2 separate regions of the Homo sapiens genome follow, and region 2 is linked to region 1. A link is a contact called in ENCODE Hi-C or POLR2A ChIA-PET data. All regions are on one chromosome and are shown on one strand. The core of a region is the stretch at or near the end of the contact, and the rest is flanking DNA. Distances in the headings are between cores, read along the strand shown. Region 1 overlaps ITCH (itchy E3 ubiquitin protein ligase). Region 2 holds the start of CPNE1 (copine 1).

Evidence for each region. Hi-C counts contacts between places; a loop is a spot of excess contacts on that map. ChIA-PET counts read pairs that join two places held with the same protein, here RNA polymerase II (POLR2A). Pooled maps may share reads with other maps.
Region 2: a pooled map shows a loop between it and region 1 (2.0-fold over the local background). The contact joins the promoter of CPNE1 here to the enhancer-like site in region 1. A Hi-C loop is called at or near these places in 1 of 50 pooled maps. POLR2A ChIA-PET finds 5 or more read pairs at or near these places in 2 of 52 experiments (OCI-LY7 and activated B cell).

The regions. Positions count from the first base shown.
Region 1 is chr20:34,403,498-34,407,160 of GRCh38, forward strand. All of the region lies in intron 3 of ITCH (itchy E3 ubiquitin protein ligase), which reads left to right. Among named protein-coding and RNA genes, the nearest start is that of ITCH, 42 kb to the left of the region's middle. Within about 2 kb of position 2,059, at least 6 of the 41 ENCODE cell types and tissues checked have a DNase peak (open chromatin) inside an H3K27ac peak, as active enhancers do; they include OCI-LY7, where a contact is called at or near this core.
Region 2 is chr20:35,662,489-35,666,292 of GRCh38, forward strand. CPNE1 (copine 1) reads right to left here and starts at 2,412. Exons shown (of 16, transcript NM_152925.3): 1 at 2,272-2,412. It overlaps RBM12 (RNA binding motif protein 12), which reads right to left and starts at 2,412. Exons shown (of 3, transcript NM_006047.6): 1 at 2,272-2,412. RefSeq lists enhancers at 1,121-1,240, 1,235-1,740, 1,581-1,630, 1,951-2,060, 2,245-2,749 and 1 more and a silencer at 1,979-2,273.

The DNA.
Region 1 (3,663 bases), core at 809-3,308:
GTTTTCTACCATGACTAATAACAATTTGGTTCAACATGTATATTAAATACCTCTCAGATTAAATCCCAGAGTGCTCCAGAAATTGTAAAGATTGGCTATATCTGTGCAATCAAGAGGCTCACGGGGTGAGTTAAATGAGTAAAAACTAGTAAGACAAAATGAAAAGCTGACGGAGCCATACGTAAATATGGAAATACTCTGGAAGCATGGAGGTGGAAATAATTTAACTTCTTAGGATTAAAGAAGCCTTTAATCAAAGAGAAGGGGGATGTTTATCTCTCAGGAAATATAATTTTAATGGGTATAAAAGAAAAAAGGATCATTCTCAGTAGAGGGAGCAGCATGTTTAGAGGAATGAAAGTACATGGCCCATGTGAGGAACAGCAAATAACTAAGGGTGGCTAGAATATAGAACTTTGGTAAGATTTGTTTTAGTAGGAGGCTGGAAGGGTAAGTTATAGCTGCATACTAAGCAAGGTAAAATGCCCCATAAGAGTTTAAACTTCATTTTTCAGGCAATAAAGAATCATTTAAGTAATGACATTAATGACATGATCACATCTATTCTAGGAAAATAATTCTGGTGGCTGTGAGGGGTTGGATTGGAGAAGTGAGAGTAAAAACAGTTGTTTAGAGGCCTCTCATAGTAGCCCAGGTGTCAGATGAGACTGACATTTTTCTGGTCCTTTTTCTTCCGGTTTATAATGTATAGTTTTTTATTTTTTTGTTTAATTTACTGTGGGACTTTAGTTTTCAGAAAGTAGTACATTGATTTATTTTATATTTGTAATATTATGACTATAACACAAGGTTTTGTTCAATCTAGACTTTGAGATTTGAATACTGAAATAATTTCTCCTGTCCAGGTTTTGCAGTGTGACCCTTGGGCAAATTTTTAAATTTCACAGAGCTTCTGTCTTTTTTTTTTTTTTTTTTTTTGAGATGGAGTTTCACCCTTGTCACCCAGGCTGGAGTGCAATGGCATGATCTCAGCTCACTACAACCTCTGCCTCCCGGGTTGCAGTGATTCTCCTGCCTCAGCCTCCTGAGTAGCTGGGATTACAGGCGCCTGCCACCATGTCTGGCTAATTTTTGTATTTTTAGTAGAGACAGGGTTTCACCATGTTTGTCAAGCTGGCTCCTGACCCCCGTTGATCCTTTTGACTGAGACTTCCAAAGTGCTGGGATTACAGGTGTGAGCCACCACGTTCGGCCGCTTCTCTTTTTATGTGTAAAAATTAGGACAGTAATACCTGTTTCGCAGAATAGGTATTGATATTGAAATGACATTTACGTGCAGGCACATGGTAAATACTAAAATTGGTGCTCCTCCACCCCCATGTAAAGTTTGTTAGGCCAGGCCTGGTGGCTCATGCCTGTAATTCCACCACTTTGGTAGGCCTAGGTAAGTGGATCTCTTGAGCCCAGGAGTACAAGACCAACTTGGGCAACATGTCAAAAGCTTGTCTCTACCAGAAAAAAAATACAAAAATTTCCTGGATGTGGTGGCACGCACCTGTAGTCCCAGCCACTTGGGAGGCTGAGATGGGAGGATGGCTTGAGCCCAGGAGGTAGAGGTGGTTGCAGTGACCTGAGATTGTGCCACTATTCTCCAGCCTGGGTGACAGAACCAGACCCTGTCTCAAAAAAAAAAAAAAAAAAAAAAAGGTTTCAGTGGGGTTTGGTAGGATTATGTAGCAAAATTGCTTTCACAAATTTGAATCCAGCTGGGCACAGTGGCTCACGCCTGTAATTCCAACACTTTGAGGGGCCGAGGCAAGTGGATCACCTGAGGTCAGGAGTTTGACACCAGCCTGACCAACATGGTGAAACCCCGTTTCTACTAAAAATACAAACATTAGCTGGGTGTGGCGGCGCGTGCCTATAACCCCAGCTGCTTGGGAGGCTGAGGCAGGAGAATCGCTTGAACCCGGCAGGCGGAGGTTGCAATGAGCTAAGATTGTGCCATTGCACTCTAGCCTGGGCAACAAGAGCGAAACTCCTATCTCAAAAAAAAAAAAAAGTTTGAATCCTAGAAAGCCCCAACAGGGGCAGATCATTTCCTTCCTGTCAGCCTTGCGTTGCTCTTTGTTCTAGGTTTAATCAGTTTCAGAGTGCCACAAGAGGCCCTGAAATATAATGAGTGTATGTATAATTGTTTGGGCTATTTCACCTTTTCTTAGACCAGAAATGTATTAAAAGTAGAAATTTTATGTTTTTCTGTGTAATCCTGTGATTAAATTTGGCTCTATATTAAGCACTAGAGCTTTGATTTAATAGTACTTTTTTTTTATTTTTTATTTTTTAATAGAGATGAGGTCTCACTGTGTTGTCCAGGCTGGTCTTAAACTCCTGGGCTCAAGTGATCCTCCCGCCTGGGTCTCCCAAAGTGCTGGTATTACGTGCCCGGCCTATTACATTTTAATCAGAGATAGCTCTGGTCCCCACTTGAATATTTTTTATTCTGAAAAAGACTTTCTATTTCATGTTTCCACTTAGATGTCTCAGCATCTGGCATCTGAAACAATTTTTTTTTTTTTTTAAAAGACAGTTTTGCTCTGTTGCCCAGGCTGGATTGCAGTGGTGCAATCACAGCTCACTGCAGCCTTGACCTCCCAGGCTTAAGCGATCCTCCTGCCTCAGCCTCCCCCCAGCAGCTGGGACTACAGGTGCACGCCATCATGCCTGGCTAATTTTTAAAATTATCTTTTGTAGAGACGGGGGTCTCACTATGTTGACCAGGCTTTGTTCAAACTCCTGGGCCTCAAGTGATCTTCCTGCCTCAGCCTCCCAAAGTGCTGGGATTACAAGTGTGAACCACCATGCTTGATCTTGTCTATTTGTCTAGCCTTCTCTTGCAACTCTTCTTTTTCTTCAGTCAGTCATTCTGTGGCTAGCTTGAATGCCAGCAAAAAGGCACATAAGCCTAAAAGGATGGAAGTATTTGATATATGTAAAGTCAGAGTTTCAGGGCCACCACCTGGGACTATGCCTGCTTAGATATCCAGACTTTGGACTATATATTAAGCTGCTGCTTCTTTTTTTTTTTTTTTTCGAGATGGAGTCTTGCTCTGTCACCCAGGCTGGAGTGCAGTGGCGCAATCGCGGCTCACTGCAATCTCCGCCTCCCAGGTTCACACCATTCTCCTGCCTCAGCCTCCCGAGTAGCTGGGACTACAGGCGCTCGCCACCACGCCCGGCTAATTTTTTGTATTTTTAGTAGAGACAGGGTTTCACCATGTTAGCCAGGATGGTCTCGATCTCCTGACCTCGTGATCCGCCCGTCTCAGTCTCCCAAAGTGCTGGGATTACAGGCGTGAGCCACCGCACCCGGCTATATTAAGCTTCTTAAGTAGTTACTATATAAACTCCTCTGACAACTCCAAGGGTTCCTTAACTTTGATGAGCATTAGCATTCTCTGAACTTTGCTGCTACAGTAGATAACCTGGGTGGTGGAGTAGATAACCTGGGTGGTGGGTACTTCCTTGGTTGTAGTTACCTCATCTATGAGGGAGCAATGACTTGCCACCTATGGAAATCATGGGGTGCTTTGCTAGATTTCTACTTGTTATACCCTGTAAGGGGCCTGGACAAAGCTATTTTATGGCAAAGGTAACTAAAAGGTGAAGGCTAAGGAGTTTGTATCTCAAGATGCACAACAT
Region 2 (3,804 bases), core at 1,162-3,661, 1.3 Mb after region 1:
TTTACTATTAAGCACTTGTGGGCCAGACAAAAGATATAAAAGTGGACATCATCAGTCTCTGCATTTTAGGGAGGGACATCTAAAAGCATCTTTTGTGCAACCAACTACTGACACTTGGTTCTTCCTACAACATCTACAGAAGAAAACATACATTCATACAATGACAGAATGGCTCTCTGCAAAATGGAGTAAAAACTATCAACACTGTCACTGGATTCCAGCACCTGGAACACACTGGCCCACAACATCAAGTTTCACACCTAAAGACTGTACTAACAACTCCCAAACTCTCAATACTCAATCATCAAAACATTTGACGTGTCAAAGAAGGTGAAAGAAGCCCAAAGAGTACTGGTATTAGCATGTAACAATACGTTGCAAGTAACCACACAATTATTTCTAAAGCTTCACATTTTTCATCTAACAGATTTGAACATAAAGAAAATGAAAATTATACATTACAATCCATAAGCAAAGTAATCACATTTAATCGAGCATATATAAAAATGTATTCCCTGTTTCATTAAAAATCTGTCCAATAATATATACTAAGCACATCTTCATTGTTTTGTATAAACACGCCAAACATTTCACTTTCTTCATAAATTACCATAACGTTATTTGAACCACCTGTAACAGTTCTTCCCAACTTTTTATACTCTTTGAAAATGTCTGCACACTTTCCACTAAATCCAGAAATCCTCCATTCTTATCAAAACTGCCAAATTTCAAAAACAAGTACAACCAGTCTTGTATTGTAGTTCTATAATTTAAAAAACAAGATTTCCCTATGTGTCCAGACTTGAGGGATTTTTCTCGACTGCAAATGCTCTGAGATGCATTAACAATATACACTAGTTAACAAGGTCCCAGACAATTCTTGTTGCTAAGACTGCATTTTGCAAAAATTACACCATTTCAAACCATTCAAGCAAGAAGCTCTAAAATACTGCAGTCACAAGCCTAGCCTCTCCCTTCAACAAACCTTCAGTTGCCATCACACTTTTTTCCAGTGGGTTATACTGACTCTATTATTGAATAATATAAAACGGTCCCTACCAACTTCTTCAATTTATATTAGGTTATCTCTGAGAATCCTGGAGCCAAGGAGGGTTTTAGGGCCCAGAAATCTCTTAAAGTCTGCAATTCTCAGCATGACACCACGCAGATGAGTAAATGTTTAGCACTTAATACTGAGTAACCCTCACAAGAGCCCCTCAGATTTGTCACTATAAAGCACACGTTGGAGGCACACAAAAAGCCCGTACGTTTACAACCTAGCAGCTAAGCCTGCTGCACTGGCGTCCAACCCCGTCACTAACCTGTAGATCCTCAAAGTCCCTCCCACCACCCAATTCACGTGGCTGCAAACTAATGCAGCCAAGCTTCAGAGAAACTCAATTAACTCTCCATCAAAAGCACCCACCCTCCGCAGCCCACTGGATCTCGTCCTCCTGAAATGCCACAGGATCCTCTCCCGAGGGAGCCGTAAATGTGCTGCTCACAGCAGCCCCTTCCCTACTGGGGGACCAAAGGCCTGGCATCTTACTACAATTCTCAGAGCCTCAGGAGGCGTACTCACCCCACCCCCTCACCTCCTAGCTTCAGACGCCGGCTTCTCAAAACTGCTACACCCTCGAGTAAAGCCCCTCCCCAGCAATGGACCTCGGAGGCATTTCACTGCAAACCCCTCCACCTTCAGGCCACGAAGGCGGCCGGTTGTGACACTTCCTTTCTGAACTCACAGGAGTGTACCGACTACAGCTTCCTCCCCACAGGTGTGACCTGGGTCCCCTTTTGCTGGTAGGCCACAAAGGCCTCCTTTCCATTTCGGGTTGAAGGAGTGTCCTCACTACGATTATCTCCCCACCTCCAGGCACAGAGATGTAGTTATAACCTCTGCTTCACTGGGGGAGACAAGAAATCCTCCGTACTCGGGATGTAGGCGTGTTTTTACTGCAGTCCCCGTTAGCTCGCAGGCCGCTGAGCCAGCCAGCTCTGGCCTGCCCCCTCTCAGACCACGGGGGAGTCCTCGCTATGGCCTCGTCCCCACTTCGGTACGCAGGCTCATCCTCTTGCGTCCTCCTTGCATCCTCTCAGATCTCAGAGGCCTAAGTGGCATCCCACTCCCCCTGCAGCCCTGCCTCGACCCTTTGTGTGGGGCGCTAGTTGCCGCGGGCTCGAAGGCCTCCGAAGGCCCCGCCCCGGGCCACCAAGGGGCACCACGAGCCCCGCACAGCCCCACCCGTTCAGGGGCTGCGGGAGTCTTACCGGGGAAAGCTGCGCGGCACCAGAACCCAGACCCCGAATTACCCCCCGCGCGAGTGCCTCCGCCCCGCGGCCGACAGCCCCAGCCCGAACGGCTTCCCGGAGCCCAACGCAGCCACCACCTCCTTCGCCGCTTCACAAAATGGCCGTCGGCCCGCTCAGCGGCTCCGCGTTCCAGAAGGGGGAGGAACGGCGTGGTTGACGTCAAGGGGCCGCGCAAGCGCGCTGACGGTCTCGGGCGATCTCCCGGAAGTTACTGGGTTTTGTGCTAAGAGGGGGATATTCAGTCCCTGCTTGCGACTGTTGGCGCACAGGACCGACCTTGGGCTAGTGGCCCTGGCGGGTGGGCTGGGTATGAGTGTCTAGCTTGGCCCTTCACTGCAAGACTGTGCAAATTGCTTCACGTCTTCCAGTTTCCGCGGAAGGAGCGAATTGTGCTTACCTCTAAGTTTTTTGAGGATTAAATGGACCACAACGTGGTGGCTAGTTATTATATCCTGACAAAACAGCCAAAACCTGATTCTTTTTTCCCATTTAAGAGTTTATACAGGCCGGGGGCCGGGCGCGGTGGCTCACGCCTGTAATCCCAGCACTTTGGGAGGCCGAGGCGGGCGGATCACGAGGTCGGGAGATCGAGACCATCCTGGCTAACACGGTGAAACCCCGTCTCTTCTAAAAAATACAAAAAATTAGCCGGGCGTGGTGGCGGGCACCTGTAGTCCCAGCTACTCGGGAGGCTGAGGCAGGAGAATAGCGTGAACCTGGGAGGCGGAGCTTGCAGTGAGCCGAGATTGCGCCACTGCACTCCGGCCTGGGCGAAAGAGCAAGACTCCATCTCAAAAAAAAAAAAAAAAAAAAAAAAAGTTTATACAGGCCGAGCGCGGTGGCTCACGCCTATAATCCCAGCACTTTGGGAGTCCGAGAAGGGCGGATCATGAGGTCAGGAGTTCGAGACCGGTCTGGCCAACAAGGCAAAACCCAGCCTCTACTAAAAATACAAAAACTAGCTGGGTGTGGTGGCGGTGCTTGTGGTCCCAGCTACTTGGGAGGCTGAGGCAGGAGAATCGCTTGAACCCGGGAGGTGGAGGTTGCAGTGAGCCCAGATGGCGCCATTGCACTCCACCCTGGATGACAAAAGCGAAACTTCGTCTCAGAAAAAAAAACAAAAAAAGAGTTTTAATCTAGGGCAGGGCGCAGTGGCTCACGCCTGTAATCCCAGCATTTTGGGAAGCCGAGGCGGGCGGATTACCTGAGGTCAGGGGTTCAAGACCAGCATGGCCAACATGGCGAAACCTCGTCTCTACTAAAAATACAAACATTAGCTGGGCGTGCTGGCTGGCGCCTGTGGTCCCAGCTACCAGGGTGGCTGAGGCAGGAGAATCGCCTGAATCCGGGAGGTGGCGGTTACAGTGAGCCAAGATAACGCCATAGCACTCCAGCCTAGGCGACAGAGCAAGATTCCGTCTCAAAAAAAAAAAAAAAATTAAATCCATCGTGACCCCTCCACGGCTTCACTATAGTATTATTTTATTATAG